Regions from separate parts of the Mus musculus genome. Here region 2 is linked to region 1. Evidence: chromatin loops called from intact Hi-C (ENCODE). Cell type or tissue: heart. All regions are shown on one strand. Links, peaks and the distances in the headings refer to the core of each region. The heading gives the core; the rest is flanking DNA. Region 1 overlaps Rps6ka2 (ribosomal protein S6 kinase, polypeptide 2). Region 2 overlaps Rps6ka2 (ribosomal protein S6 kinase, polypeptide 2).

Region 1 (8,207 bases), core at 3,784-6,283:
GAGCTTGACTGATGTCTGTCATTCTGAGATTCTGGGATAATTCATGTCTACCTGAGTCAGGGCGAGGAAAATGGGACCTCACCATTTTTTAATAATCTCATTTGTCAGTATCAAGATGACGTCAGCCTGGCATTGACATGGAGAGAGATCTCACAATGCACAGAACTGAGGAGGCTGAGCAGGTACATCATGGTCTGCATACACCTGAGAGGCCTTGGGGATCATGAGCTAAGGGCAGGTAAAAATCAAATCAAAAGTGGAGGCTTCCAAAAACCACGAAGATGGATCTACCCTGAGGTCACAGGTCCTAACATCTGCTTAATGCACAGTTTCAGGTTAGACAATTTGAAATCAATCTGCTCCGAAGAGCAAAGGGTGCAGATGTTCCTGAAGTGGCGACGCCGGCACATGCAGGCACAGTACGGGGGCCGAGTGGAAGGAAGTTGGGGAATGGAGGGACATCCAGGATGCTGTGGATGGGCCTTCAGGAAGAACACTACAAGCCTGCCAAACCCAAGAGATGCTGCAAAACTATCTGCATCTACAAAGTCCCAAGACAGTCCCCACGCGGACTTTGGAGGGGTGAACTCTCCTGGTGCATCCTGCACAAGAGGAAGTGGTGGAAATCCTCCTGCAGCAGTGGGAGTAAGAGCCCGTGATAAAAACCCAGCTGAGGTCCACAGTTAGGAAACGCTCAGTGTATCCCACCTGCAGTGAATCACTATCCTCTACCTGCTCCAGTCGGCGCACAGGACAGCCAAGAGCACCAACATCATATTGCCACACGCAGAGCTGCCTAGGACCTCAGTTTCTCTTCAGACTCCTCAGCTCACAGAGAAACAGACGGTGTGCTGGGCCAGAAATGTAAAACGCACCACAAGCATGAGTTGTTCATATTAACAACAGCCATGGCCACCACGCCTGCAGGCACACCTGCAAATCTTTATGTCAAGGGTCTGGACTTCGGCTTTGGACAATGGTCGGGAAAGAAGCGGTCTGTCAGGTACCTCCATCCTGCCACACTGGGACTGAATCTGGTGCTGTTCTGTTTTCTGCCCATCTGAGTGTCATTTTTACCCTGGGTCGGCTCGCTAGAAGCTGGCTGGCTGGATACCAACGTGGACTGACTTGCTTAGCCCGTGAGGTCACCTTGTGTGTTTATTTTGGGTTTGAGCTAATCCTGAGCTCTCAGCAATGCCTCAGCCACTGGGGAAAAGGCAAACACAGCTTCCATTTGCCGGCCCCACCGTCCTCTGCACCAGCTTCCCGGTCTATAATTAACTTGTAATTTTTCACTTAGCTAGGCAAGCAGCACGGGTGTTCAGAGGACAGACCTGGAGCTGGCACTAATGTGCTGGGAGCAGAGAACAAGCAGAAAGACGGGGTAAATCACAGGGAGCTACCACCCTCCACCTGCCTCAGCTAACACTGGTGACCCACACTCTGGCGGACGGTGTGCTCTATGCCCTCAGGTCATCAGATCCCCGAGAGACAGCTGGTGGATGACAGGTGTTTGCATCTAAAAAGTAGAAATATACGATGGTAGTTTTGGGGGTCACAGAAGGCAGCGGAAAGCAAAATAAATAAGCGACTGTTTTATCAGCTGCATCCTGAGGCTGCACCTGGATATGGGCAGGAAACTGATGCCGGCAAATGTCTTCTTCTCCTTTGTCACCCTTAAGTGCCCATGCTGCCAAGGGACACAGGAGGAGACCCTCTGGTGAAGAGAGTCCCTGAGAACATGGAACTTCTGTGGGTTTTCAGTGAGGTGAACTGCTCACATCACGAAGGTGTGTAGGACACACATGTCTACAGACTCCCGAATGCATGTGCATGCAGATGTGTGTAGTGGGGTCAGGTTAGTTGTGGCCCTGCCATGGACACAAAGGGGTGGCACCTGGACCACTTGTGTGGGAAAGGACAGCTGAAACAGAGGGATAGGACAGATCAGATCAGCAAGACCTCTGCATTGGCTACCAAGAACTTCAGAGCCTGAATACAGTTCTTTTGAAAACTGTTCACACCTACCTACCTTCCTTCCTTCCCTCCTCCCTTCCTTCCTTCCTCCCTCCCTCCCTCCCTCCCTCCCTCCCTCCCTTCCTTCCTCCCTCCCTCCCTCCCTCCCTTCTTTCCTTCCTTCCTTCCTTCCTTTCTTCCTCCCTCCCTCCCTTCCTTCCTTCCTTCCTTCCTTCCTTCCTTCCTTCCTTCCTTCCTTCCTTCCCTCCTCCCTCCCTCCCTCCCTCTCTTCCTTCCTTCCTTCCTTCCTTCCCTCCCTCCCTCCCTCCCTCCCTCCCTCCCTCCCTCCCTCCCTCCCTCCCTCCCCCTTCTCTTCCTGCTTGTCTTCTCCCTGCTTCTGTTTGCTCTGCACTGGATGCTCACACACTGCCGCTATGTCTGAACAGCCAACTCACGGTGCACCAGACAACACCCTGATGCATAGACATCTGTTTAAAAGCCCTCTAGGACAAATGTAAACTAATCCCACGTGTGAGGGCGTTGTATGACACAGCATGGATATCAGGAGACATGCCTTGGGAGAGGGGAGAGCCCAGGAGGCTGACAGGGGCAAGTCACCCCTGCAAGCCAGTTGCCTCAGCAGCAGCTCACATCAACAAGATGACAGATGCTGGTCAGGACTTTGGATGACGGGTGCTCACCAGTTTGCATCTCTCTGAGGAGACAGCTGTGTTGAGAATGTTCACACCCAGGTAGACAGCTGTGTTTGTCTCAGACTCTTAGGGCAGACAGAAGCCATGTGCACTAAGCAGCTGCCGTAGTCCCTCCGCCCCCTCCTTGCCCTGTGTGTACAGTGGAGGCCTCCACATGCGACTTACATTCCAGTCTATGGTGACAAAGAACGGGTGACGTTTAATTTCCTCCACTCCATCAACACCAGCACCTGTCACAACACAGTAGAGAAGAAATGTCAGTGAAGGTCCAAGGCCATGTGTCACCTCTGACTGCTGCTATTGCAGCTGTTTGATGCACACAGGAAAAGCTACAGGGAAAGTCCTGACTTGGTCTCTCTTTGAGAAGAAAATTGAACTTGCCCATGGCCTGAGAGCCCAAGAAGCCCCCGTTTGACTCCCAGGCCTGTGATATAGACATAGTCTGAAACAGAAGTGTGTAGCAAAGGGAAGGTCCAGACTGCCTGCTCCAGGTGTAGGAGGCCCGCATGGCCAAGAGAGAAGGAGCAGGTGGCTGTCATGGTCACAGGTCATGCTTACAACACCCATAACACAGCATCAGGCCAGCTTCCCAAGACGTGACAAGGCACAGCGGAGCCAGAAGGTTCTGAGTAGAACATCTGTCCAGGCTGCTGTACCAGTGACCATGGGAAGGAGAAGGAGATTGGATAGGATCGAGTTCTGGGACACGGAGCCTGGCCTGAGGTTCCATTACCACACCCAACGCTTGCACAACGGTCACTGTCACCCAGAGGCAGATTGTGGTTCTCTGATTTGTCCACTCACTGTGCCTACCTAACAGCTCCCCTTACTTTGTTTATATCCAAAGTTGTGTACTGCACAGGAGCATGGGTGGGCAGGAGATGGTGGTGTGTGTCGTGTGTCATGTGTGTCTGTCCCACAGTGACAGACCAGCCTGGAGTGAATGGTAAGTTCCAAGGGGAAACATGAATGTGTTAAGCAACTGGCAAACACACACATGCACCAAATGTGAACCGGAGATGGGTGGGGAGGGGCGAGAGGACTCACTGTTCACTCCTCCTTTAAACCTGAAGCGGCGCTGAATAAGGTCCGTTAATTGAAAGCAAAGTCCAGGAGCTAAGGCAGGCAAGGAGCCCAGGCTCTGAGGCCGTGAGTCAGGGACAGAGCTAGTCTCAGCCAGCTGGGAACTGGATCACAGGAGTCTCATCAGTTCCTGTCCCAAGGGTAGGAAGTGAATGTCCCCTTCCCCCAACGCTGCACCCCAACCTCCTCCTGGCTCGAAGGCCTAATGGTTCTGATCAAAATCAGATGGTCCTCTTGAGCCCACACCCAGTGCCTAGAGCCCTGGCGTGGGATGGGGATGCTCCTCCTTTGTGAAACAGCTCTGCTCAGGGCACGGTGAAGGTCACCACAAGGCTACCTTGAGATGCTGTGGTGACCTGTCCTAGCTGGAGTCTGGGGGGGGGGGGGGGCAGAGTCACATGTAGCCCATGGCATATGCTCTGACCTTTCTGGTCCTCTGCTTAGTCCACAGCAATGATGCGGACTACCTCTCACCTCTCAGGTAGCTTGGTCAGGCCTTTGCTTAGAAATATCTAATTAAGCCAATCACAGCAGCTTTTATTGACACACCAGTCTCAGTCTGTGTTGTTCCACCATTATGCCCAGATCTGATCCAGATCTTTCAGCTCAGACACCACCCCCCACCCCCCACCCCCTGCCCCCGGCCCCGGCAGAGGCTCCTTTGGATCAATGTGCCTATCTCCTTTGCTGCAGCCCAAATCACAGGACCAGAGTATGGGTTCCTGGCACGTAGTGTTCTTTCCCTGAGGGGGCATTCCAATGCTGCTGAAGTAACTGCCAGAGCCATTGACCCGACTTCCACAGCTGCCCTCCTGGACCACTGTCCCTGCACTCCTTTTGATGCAGCCCAGAACTCCAGATTGAGTACCCCAGATTCACAGCTCCCCTTGGTCCCGATGATGAATGCCACCCACTTTCCCAGGCCTTGGCATGCACGCTCTCCAGCGAGCATGCCTTGCCTCTGCTTGCAGAACCTCTGTATACCCATGGCTTGCAGTGCGGCCTGCAAGAATAAGGGAAACACGACAGAGAAGCTGGTGTTGGCTGTTGATGAATCCCCTCCGTTACAGTTCCCTGACCTCATCTTCATCTGCCCCAATTAGAATCGGACACTGTTTCAGTTTTGCAGTCTCAGCAAAAAGGGCTGATGTTCTGATTGTCGCTCAGAAATCCTATGCATTGTCTGCAGCCAGGTCCTTAAAATGTTGTTGTGGTGACCTTTAGAGAACAAACTTGGTCATTATTCTTCACACAGGTCTTATCGTCTCCTGACGTATTTTATAATAGATAGCAATGGATTTGGCTCTGCTTTTATCTACACTGAACACACTTGACAAATAACAGGGGGCAGAGTTCCGGGAGAGGAGGCTGGGGATGTGTTTGTGCTGATGTGAGAGCCAGAGCTGCTACGTTACAGGATCTCCATCCACCAAACACTACTCAAGCCTCCCCCGTTCCAGGAGGATGCCTGCAACTCATCTCCTGTCACAGGCACTGACAGGACCCTGGAGTCAGACAGAGACAGGCAGAATGGAGTGCCTTGTGTCTCTCTTTAGGCTCCATTATTCTGCAGCAAGTTTCCCAGGCAGTGACAGAGGACGGAGGGCCCCCGCCACACCTCGCCATGCACATTCTAATCACTGTGGGCACTTTTCACATGGAACAGCTTGAATCGTGCTTCTCTGGACCTGCATTTCTATACTTGATAAAGGCATGAGGCTAATCAAGATCCATGCTATCCTGGGGAAGGATTCCTTCTATTTCCCATGTCTAGCCAGGCCTTCTCTGCACTCGAACACCCTCCTCTGATGTGCCCATTTCATCGGGACTTCCAAACCCAGCAAACTATTCACAAGAGGTTCTGACCTGCTAAAAAGATTTTCACTGCCTTTAATCTTACTTTTGAAAATAGTTAACGCGTAGATCCTCCGTAAGGTTTATACTCACTGTCCTTTCAGAATTGCACGGGATACACCCGTGATCCTCCCGGTAACACTCAGAATTCTCTCTGCTGGTGGCTTGCCTCCCTTACCTGCCCTGACTGGCAAACCATCTGAATCTAAGCTGGGACTACTGAGAGAACTGTCCAGGACGAGACAGAAATATGAGCTCGCTTTTGTATTTGTTAGCCACTAATATGGTTGTAGCACATCATTTCTTTAAAGTGTTTTCTGTCCATTTAAATCTCACCCATATTATATAAACAACCTTTGCATGACATAACTGTGTCATGCAGAACTGCTGGGTTGTGTGGTGGTGGTGGTGGTGGTGGTGGTGGTGGTGGTGGTGGTGGTGGTGGTGGTGTGTGTATCCTATCATAATATAGCCCTAGGGCTTCTTGAGTTCTTGAGGGATCCCTAGGGCTGGTTCTGAGCTAAGCCCAAGCCCCTGACTTGGAAATAGCTCTCATTTACAGATGCCAGGACGGTAATCTCCCATAACCTCTGCTATGGATAGAAGGGTCCTTGATCCTTAGTCTAGACCAGTTCAGCCATACAGGTATGAGGAACTGTCCCGCCAAGGCTGTTGTGCTCTCTGCCCCACAGGACCTCTGTTACCCATCCAGAGGACCTGACAGAGTCAGCTAAGGGTTCAGGGCCTTGGTATGCCCAGCACTACAGAAGGCACTCAGCACTCATACCCAACACTTAAGTATGACTGTAAGTGGCAGATGGAGGCTTCCATGTGGGAAGAGAGGTGTGTGGTACAGAATGACTCAGTCAGCAAAGGAAAAGGCTTGGAGGTGGAGGTGGTTCAGGCCTGGGACAGCTCAGGATGCAGAAGGGCAACATGGAGAGATGGCTGCTCTAAGACATTCCTGTAAACCACAGCACCTCCTCACACCCCCCTCCCCCCAGGCCCATTACAATCAATCTATTCGACACAGGGCAGTGTGTCCTGCATGTCAGGTGCTGTTATGCCCCTGTGAGACACCGGATGACTCTGGGGTACACAGTTATCCTGAGTTCACAGATTAGCAAGGACGCACAGGCTCTAGGTTAAACAGCAAGTGAGCATGGACCAGGCAGGGGTCACAGCGAAACAGTTGCTCCCTCTCCCCTGTACCTTGGCAGCAAGGCATATGTATGCACCTCAGAGCTGTGTCTTCTGTATGCCACCCCACAATTCCTGATAACAAGGACCATCTGTCAGATTTGGGAAGACCTCTAAGGCCAGCGTATGAATGAGGGGCTCAAATGGGACCCTTCTAAGATCATGTTCCGTGCCAGGAAAGCTGGAAGATTGCCCTGTGCCATATGCAACATAGTGGGGCTCAGAAAATGAACCCCAAAGCAAATCCCTGGATGACAGAGTCCCCCTCCCCCCTCCAACCCATCTCACCAGCTTTCTCTGGAGCAAGTGAGACACTAACATTTCTTCTCTCCACAGAGTGCAGAGAAGCCAGGACCCCTTGTTTCCAAAGGCAGCAGACAGGCCTATGGGTACCACCACTCTTGCCCACCTCTCCAAGCAGGATCGGGGCACAGATTCTGACCTCTCATATGGTGGTCAAGATACGGGGTCCTGAGAGTGGAGTGCAGGCTGGGTGGGTGGGGTCTGTAGCAGGCCTTGCAAAGCCCCTGGGTTTCCCCCCACCGTCTTGTTCTCTGTCTCAGCCCCATTTTGTGGTCTGTGCTGTTTCATCAAACCCTGACAACCCTTGTGCTGAGTACAAGTGCGACAACCCCCCCCGCCCGGCTCACCTATCTGTTAAAGAGAGCTAGTGTGGCCCTGAGGGTGGGGAAAAGTGAACTTCTTACGGTCCCCTGCCATGTATCTCTAAATATTGAATTTTTCCCTTCAAAACAGCTCCCCACCTAAACAAAACAAAACAAAACAACAACAACAAAAAAAAAAACCCCAAAACCTCTTAGAATCATAAAATTAATGTGCTTACTGTTTAAGGAGCCAGACAGCAGAGCACAAGGTGGAGGGATGCCCCTCTCCTGCCCAGCTAGCAGATGAGAACATCTGTGTTCGCCTTTGGGCATCTGTCTCTCTCCTACCCTGGCTTCTACTGAAGACAGGCCATCCTGGGCTGTTGTGGGCAGTGTGCTTAGCCCCTTCCCCTTTATGCTGAAGCATGTGGCCATATGTCACAGGCTCGGCCTCACTCTGCTGTGGCTGGGTGCTGCCCACAGGAGCGGTCCAGCTAGCTCGTGTGCACAGAAACCTTCCTGGGGACCTTCCTGGGGACACTGGACTAAGCTCGTGGGCTTTCGCTATTCAGCCAGGATTATTGCGGGATGAATTCAGGCCAGCATCCCAGGGTGCCATCAGTTCACGGAGACCCTGCCAAGGTTGGAGGTCACCGCATCTCTAACCTCATCCGAATCTGTGAGGTATGAAAGAACCAGAGCTTTTTGTTTTATCCCAACACGCAAAAAAGGGAAACAAGCTTGAAGACATTCTCAGGAAGCAAGAAGTCTGTGATCACAACCGCCTCTCGAGACA
Region 2 (8,207 bases), core at 3,485-5,984, 93 kb after region 1:
AGAGGTTCCCATTGCTCCCATATAGATATGTCATAGCTTTTGGAGTCAAAATCTCTCAAAGACCCCCAGCTCCACACACCCAGGCACGCCCTCCCAGGCACGCTGGTCTTCAGGTGAGACAGATCACTCTAGGACTCCCTGTCAGGAATCCACAGAAGGTTTCCTTAAATGGCACGCCCAGCTTGTCCACCTGCCCTGCTTACATTTCTCCCTAGATCCTTTTGAGCGGGTGACGTTTCCTAAACACACCCGGCTGTTTTCTCTAACACTATGGAGCATAAAGGCTATGATGGTGGAGTCCTTGCCCCCCTGTTCACCCTGGAGGGAGACCTCAGTGAGACCTCTGCTCACACAGGACCACACGGATAGTAAATCAGATCCAGTGTTGTTTACAGACTGCAGCCCCCAGGGTACAGGAGACCCCTGGGACAGCTGTGCTGCCTGGTCACTTCTGGACAGGCTGAGCCTGCAGCTTCCACCTTTTAGGCCAACCCTGTCCAGACCTCGTTCACCTACACTGCTCTGCTTGAGTCACACCCACCTCCATCTTGCAAGGCACTAAGATGTGAAATCGGACTGACAGGTTCATCTGTTACCCATGGCCTGGGTGATAATCAGCACAGCATGCAGTGCTCTCTCTATAGAGCCAGAGGCCAGGGTCTCCTGATTGCCCTGCAGCTGGTAGCAGGGATATTCCCTCCTGAAGACTAGGAACATCCTCATGACTACACTCTTCCTCCACCACAGTAGCCCCAGCTCCTCCCCCAAAGTGGAGTCTCCCCTGTCTCCTTCTAGAGAGACACTGGGTATTACACAGAGAGTCCAGGATCATTTTCCTGTTCAAGATCCCGACCTAATTACACCTGTAAAATCATCTCTGACTGACACAATAACATCTATCAGTCCCAGGAACGAGGCTGTGACTATCTTTGGGAGCCAACCAATAACCACCTTGTGCACCCTCCAGGAATACACACTATCTGCCAAAGCCGTAACACTCTGAGCCCATGACATTGGCAAGGCCCCAGGGAATGCTGGAGAGGGGTGGGTAGCTCTACAGCTGGAGTGCACCTTGCATCCTGACCCCAACTTGTTCCTACTTTACTTCCTGCCATGGAAGTCCCAGCAGGAAATGGTGGCATTGTTCATTGTGGCTTTATTTCAGAACTTTGGTCAAACATGGCATCTCAGTGGGTCCACCTAACTGGGAAACAGGCATTCACCAGGGCCTGGACCTTGCTACCCTTTCATGTACACCATGGAGAGCATAGGCTCTTCCCTCTGGAGCCTGCTATTGGCTTGATGTGCAAATGTGTGATCCAGAGATTGCAAGAGGAGAGAGGAGCCGAGAGGAAGAGGATGTGTGACAAACAGAGAAGACAGAAAAGTACTGTGAGATTTCTGACGATACATCAGACATGCCGCCCCTGCTTCTTAGCTGAGACAAGAACTGGATGAAAGTCATGATGGACAGAAACACTGACCTATGAAGTTCATAAGTCACGCCCTTCCTGTCCAGATGTGCAGTGGGTGGGAGTGGGGTTATAAGATGTTGCTCACATACTCCTCTGCCTGAACGGGGAGGGACAATAGAGGACACTGGGTTTGAAGAAGGTGGGAGGAGGCTCCAGACGGAGACAACAAGTGCTTCCAGCTTCTTGCTCAGCTGTATCCCCTCCTGGATGATCACCAGGACCCACCAAAGTGCCCTGGGGAAGCCATGGCCTCCGGAGAGCCATGGCCAGTCGTGAGCAGGTGCTCCATCTGCAGCGGAGATGGCACTGAACCCCCTACTCTGCTAGCTTCTGACCTCCAACGCCAGCCTGAATGGCTTTTTGACACTTTCTGAAGGGCAAATGGAAGATGTCCACTGTACTGGGAAGACCCAGTGTGTACCCAGGCAGCCCACACTACACTCTACATGCAGTCCTTCCCACATGACCTAATGATGATCTTAAATGATGAGGCTTTACAATGACCAGCCACAGAAGGGTGCCATCAAGCAAGACACGTATCCTGTATCTCATATGTGCATGGCACCACTGCTGTGGTGTGTGAGTTTAGAATCCGTGGTTAGAAGGAAGTGACGGAGTTTGACCATAGCCTACTCTCCCGCCTCACTAGCCCTTACGAGGTACCCACCATGCCTGCTACACAGACAGCTTTGTTGTCTTCTGATAGATTCCTCAAAGGCAGCGAGTGCTATTTTAACAGTGGAAGGAACTGGAGCTCAGCTGCTATTGCTGGTGACCTTGATGAAGTCAAGTATCAAGTATTTCAGCAAGGACCCCAGAGGTGAAGTCTACACTCAAGTGGAGTGATCGGTCGCCAAAGTCAACTGGCATCCTTACTACTTGTGTCACAACACAGAAGGCCGACACAGATGTGGGGGATCACTGAGCATTGCCACCCAGGTCCCACCCAACTACTCAGCAGTAACACTCCTTTCCAAACTAGGACCATGCCAACCAAATCGCTTTCTGTCCAGAAGGCGTCTTCACACACCTGACGCAGCTCGTGGTGCCTCCTTGGCTGCTGCAAGGAGTACCTGGTACAGGCTGGATGCTGGAGACGCCCGCCAAGCTGAACAAGCCACCCCCACAATGGAGTCCTCATGACCATCTTAGAGGAAAGATGAATGGGTTAGACAGAGGGTAGCATCCCCTCCAGGCTGAGACAGGGACAGGGGTAACGGAGAAAAGTGAAAGTCATGGGTAGTGAGAGGTTGTGTTTGCTCACTGCAGACTGCTACCTCTTCTCCTCTCCCCCACATACACAAGGACCATGACAGGTTTGTTCTGAAGTACAACCCTTGCCAGGCACCATCAGGACCACAGTACCATACTATCAAAGGACAGAGCAAGATAGAGCATGCCAACCTCAAGTGAGACAGCTTTATCCACTTTCCTCTGGCGGTAGGTTCTGCAGTCCCTCCATTGAGTCACGCATGAACATTCCTGTGTTCTGCATCACCACATTTTACAAATAAATATAAGGCATGCTCAGCCTTGTGCTGATTCGGGGACTCCCTGAGATGAAGACCGAAGGTTAGCAACACCATTGCTGCCTTCAGTCCAGTAGCCCATCTCTCCCGGGTTCCACCGTGACAACTGACTAAATGGAATTCAAAAGCTAAAGGTGTTCTAAAAAATAAACATTTTCTTCTGGTTTTGTCTGTTTTTTTTTTTTTTTCCCTTCCAACTAGCTTCAAAGTCAACCAAGCAATGGAGAATCATTTACCAGCTACAAAGGTCCCTGCGCACCTCTGCAAGCCTGTTGTGAGTTACAGAGAGAGATACCTCATACCAGCTCTTCTGGGTTTCCTGCTCTGACAAGGAGCTTCTGGCTACCAGTGACCACATGAGCCTGAATGAGGGTCTGCTGGCTCCTGAGAGCATTCAGAGCCTACCTGTGGGCTCCTCTGTCCCTCCTGAACACTACACTCCATTATTCCATCCCACTTCCCTCACATGGGCTGTGCCAGGCAGCTTCCTAACAAGCAGCGCCCTTGTCTCTTTGTGCGTATAAAGACATTGATGCTCCACAAGATGCCTAGATGTCAACACCAACAGTAGGCTGTCCTCCATCCTTCATTCCCGAAAGGCCCTCGATCCTGTTCTCAAACACTCAGACTAGCCCCCGCCACAGCCATTCCCAAACAGAAGTCACTTCTCTTTCTATTATAATCTCAGCTACCCACTTACTAAGTGAAACACAAAGGCATAACCCATCCACGGGCAGGAGGAGGTGTCCTGCCCATCCCACGAAGCCCCATCTTGCAGTGGAGAACACTTGCCCATCACAGCAGGTTCCAGATTTTCACAGACAAGTGTCTAGCTAAAGCCAGAGTGAGGATGGAAACCCCAGAGGCACACAGACCTTCTGTGGGCTTCGGCTCTTTCCCAGTCCCAACCAGTAGTGACCTGCTTATTCCCCTACTTTGATGTCCTAATCTCCTGGATTTTCATCTTTTCTCCCCAGGAAGCTAGTGCATTTCTGCCAAGGCTTCACTCCTTGCCACCATCCCTCAGCTTGGACGCACGCACACATACATACATTCACACACACACACACACACACACACACACACACTGGGGGGGGGGGGCGGGGGCGGGGACACAGACAGACAGACAGAGATTATAGATGACAGATACAAATACTAAACCTCCTTCTTTTTGAGACAGAGTCATGCATCCCAGCCTGGAACTTTAGCTCTATGTAGCCAAGGATGAGCCTGAACTCCTGCCCCTACCTTCTGTGATTACAGTATGGGGATTACAGGCATGAGTTACACCTAGTTTTATGAGGTACAGACGGACAGGCTCAGGACCGTCTGGATGCTCTCTACCAAGTGAGCTGTATCACCAGCCCTAAACCCTCATCCTAAGGACACTGTAATCTAGGAAAGCCAGCTTTCTGGTGACAATATTAATCTGAGCCAAGTGTGTACCCAGAGTGGGATCGCAGAGGAAGCTGGCAAGAACTATATAATGCCAGCCCTGGACAGAGGGTCTGGCTATTATCTGGGTATAGCCCCACGGAATAGCCAATACAGATCTTCCCTAGTTGGCCTATGTCATGCATCTCTGCCCTCTGGAGGCCTGAGGTACCACCACTACAAAGCAGGCTGTCTTTTGCAGTTGAAGAGGCAGGTAATCCAAAGGATTAAGGAAGTGATCCAGCCAAAGGCAAGAAAACAGGAAGTGTGAGGTAGACAGGCAGCTAGCCAGGGAGATGTAGGCATGCTCCCAGCAGGCGTTCACAGGGACACAGCTGGCTCAGGGGTGCAGAACTTCCTCTACCACTGGAAGTGCAGCTGCTGACAGAGTCTGGGGACCTTTGCAAGCTGTGGCTGGGGATTAAGCAGGTCTCCATGACCAGAGTGATATTGTTGTTATGTCTTTTAGCAGACCTCAAGGAACTATGCAAATCGCCAGCTAAGCAAAGAAAGCATCCTTGCCTGCCTAGTAGCACACAAGTGCAGCTCTTCCACGGTTACCTGCTGAGCCCCGGGAGGAGGTTCCTCGTTTTATTGGCAGCCACATTACCATGGCTTCATCCTCACTGACTTAACAGAAAGCATAAACAGTGCCTTCCATATCTGAGCATCAGATACAGACACTGCATCCGTCTGCATCTGACCCAGGAGCTGAAAAGCTTACTTCTTAGCAATTTCCCCATGGTCAACTCAACAGTTTTAATAAGTGAAAAGGTGTCTACAAACAGAATGCCAAGAAAGAAACAACAAACCACAGCCCTATAACTAAGTAAGCACAGAACATTCTGGAGAACTCTTCAAGTCTTTTTTTTTTTTTGGGGGGGGGGGTGTCAAGACAGGGTTTCTCTGTGGAGCCCTGGCTGTCCTGGAACTCACTCAGTAGACCAGTCTGGCCTTGAACTCAGAAATCTGCCTGCCTCTGCCTCCCAAGTGCTGGGATTAAAGGCGTGCACCACCAGTGCCCGGCAAATTCTTCGAGCCTTGCTTATTCAACAGCACAGAATGTTGGCGGGGGGGGGGGGGGGTGTGGGGGGGTGGGGGGGAGTCATATTGATAATATATTATATAATATAAATTTATATAATTATAAGTATATTATGATATAAATATAAATAATATTTATTTTTCTATTTATATTTTATTTATAAGACATTATATAAAATAAATGTGTTTTATATTTATATGTGTACTATTAAATATATATTTTATTTATATTTTCTTCTGGCTAAACTAGATACCAACTCCACCTCCCATGAATAAACTCATCTTCAGCTTCCCCCACCTCAGAGGGGCACTCTCTCCACTGCAGCATTCAAAGGTCAGGACTGCAGCAGTAACACTGGTCACCTCCCACTTCTTCCTCTTGCAGCTTCCTCCCTGCAGCCAAGGCTATGGAAGCTGCCTCAGAGGGTGTCTTCCTCTCCTACCAAGTATACACCCACCATATCTGAGGAAGGAGCACCCATCTATCACATCTGATATAGAGAGAGAGACCTCCCAAGTAACTGGACATCAGGGATCAAGGTGTCCCGACTTTTATTTGATGTTCCCTTCGTTCTGTCTTCTACTTCCGAATGCATGAAAAAGGAACAAATAGTTGTACTGAGTGGCCTCAGTCACCCAGTGGCCTCCCCATGGTGACCCTGTGGTCTCACTGTGACCATGGAGACAGCCAAAGGAGAACTGGCAGAATCTCAAGAGTTTAGTTACATGTATTTTTGAGTAAGCAAAACTATTTTGATAAATTTCTTTGATGTAAAGAAAGAAAGTATGTGGGGGGGGGGGGAGAGCTACAAAGATAAGGTATATCCCAGACACAGTGAGCACTGGGAAAGAATTAGCTATAGTGTCTAGGAAATGCAGTAAAGGATAAATGGCCAAGTGACCTTTACCAATGTGACCACTCTGATTTGTGGCCTGCAGTTCTGTCTGTCTGTCTGTCAAAGCCTACTACAACAAGTATAACAGAATTTCCTAGGTATTCACTGTGAGTACTTGAAAATTATTTTAATTGGAAATTATTTTCCTGTAAACTATCTGAACTAGAAGAACTTACGCACTTCTCGATTGGTCACCAAGAATAAAAACTGTGTCTACCTACAGCTGGGGGCGTGGTTGACATTTGACCCTAGCTGCTTTCTTAACATCCGTGATTGGGACACCATGTTTTTCTTAAAAGGAGTTGAGCAACTAAGATCCAGTCTATGAACATAGACAACCTTTGGTTACCTTTGCCATGACAAATAAACCAGCAACTGATTAAAGTAAATCCCCCAAAACCATTGATCTAAGAAGTTCACATGACTCCCACCCCAAGAGCAGGCTTCTGTGGATTTCTTGGCCACTGTCTCTAGATACTAATTTCCTTTGAGGTAAAGGTCATAGTTTTATATGCTAATTGCTTAGCTCAGTACATGTTACCCATTCTAAGATTTTTTTTTCCTCAAACCTAAACAATGGAGCAAAGAAGTAAATGGAATCCTGCCACCCAACAGTTTATCACCACTGAAAATCCCCTTCTTACTCCTTATTTCTCACAGACTATCATTCGGTAGACATCTCAGTTTTGGATGAAATGGCTAAAATAACAGATCAGAGATCTCCCTGGTCTTGATAATACCAAGCGACAGGCTATTCCATCAGCAAGCTGACTCTGCGTATCAATACCTTTAGTCAACAGAGGAGATCTCACGTTTAGCAGATAACATCATTTTACATCAATTAAGGTAGCCTTTACTACCTCTGGAGAGAGCATAAACCAGGAGTATACACCTACGATGGATCGCACCTTTGGGGTCTCTGCTGGGGTTTCAGATGCCTTCCTCCTCAGCTCTGAGTGGAAAAATGGACACTGGAGCACCTCTGTGCTCTAACAGCCAGGACTAATCGACCCACGTGGGTGATGGATCCGCGGATAAGTGCAGCTGACTCATGGCAGGCACGGTGATAAGAGGAGCACTTACCCAAGCCAGGAGATGGAAACTCCATCTGAGTAAACATGGCCATCCTATCCTGTGGGCAGCTGACCTTCCCCCTGCCAGGCAGGAAGGGCACGGGAGCTTCTAGTTACCAGACAAGGCCTCTATCTCAGGGACAACACGAGCCACGCAGTCGATAAACACTGGTGATATGAAAGCCACTTGATAAACCCACGTACATCTTTATCAGTCTCATCCGCTAACAGTGACTGAGCAGTTTGATCATCCAGACTCTAGTTTGTCTTTCCGTATAGTCACTCACTAAGCCCAACAGCATCTATCATTTCTGTATTGTGGCCGAGAAAGAAGAGGCTTACAGAGGTTAATAGCCTCTCTAGTGAAAGGGGGAGTGTGAATCTAATTGAGTGCACATGTCAGATCCACTTAAAATTGTCTGGCTTCCAGAAAAGGTTTTCAAGAGAAAAAAAAAAAAAAAGAAATTAGGCTATGAAGCACATTCCAAAATATTTCGTAGAGTAATTACCTTTTTACAATGGCAACGGCTTCCTGTGTGCCTAAATGCATCAATGGCTACAAAGCCAGAAACTGCTAGAATTGATAACAGCAGTGCCCTGCTCCTACATGAGGGATAGTCTTTAGACCAACACAGGAGATGGGGCCTCCTTAGACTCCACTTCCTCATCTGTAGCTGGACCTTGGGATGAGGCAGTGGTAACACATCACTGCTGTGGCCTCAGGCCATGCCACAAAGGCTGCACATGGCCCCAGAT

Evidence for each region. A loop is a pair of places that touch in the nucleus more often than their neighbours do. Peaks named below come from ENCODE experiments on the same cell type or tissue, not always from the same donor. Only the 100,000 strongest peaks of a DNase experiment are listed, where the experiment ranks them.
Region 2: it touches region 1 in a loop (2.1-fold over the local background); 2 of 42 quality-filtered maps call a loop at or near these places.

Annotation. Positions count from the first base shown.
Region 1 is chr17:7,266,284-7,274,490 of GRCm38, reverse strand. It overlaps Rps6ka2 (ribosomal protein S6 kinase, polypeptide 2), which reads right to left. Exons shown (of 21, transcript NM_011299.4): 11 at 2,835-2,899. Among named protein-coding and RNA genes, the nearest start is that of Tcp10a, 54 kb to the left of the region's middle. RefSeq lists an enhancer at 4,523-5,998. In heart, for the core only: no CTCF peak of the experiment used is centred there; DNase peaks (open chromatin) are centred at 3,860 and 5,200; H3K27ac peaks cover 2,500 bases.
Region 2 is chr17:7,173,136-7,181,342 of GRCm38, reverse strand. The region is part of intron 1 of Rps6ka2 (ribosomal protein S6 kinase, polypeptide 2); the gene reads right to left. Among named protein-coding and RNA genes, the nearest start is that of Rps6ka2, 7.1 kb to the right of the region's middle. In heart, for the core only: a CTCF peak has its summit at 4,623 (motif pointing left); a DNase peak (open chromatin) is centred at 4,742.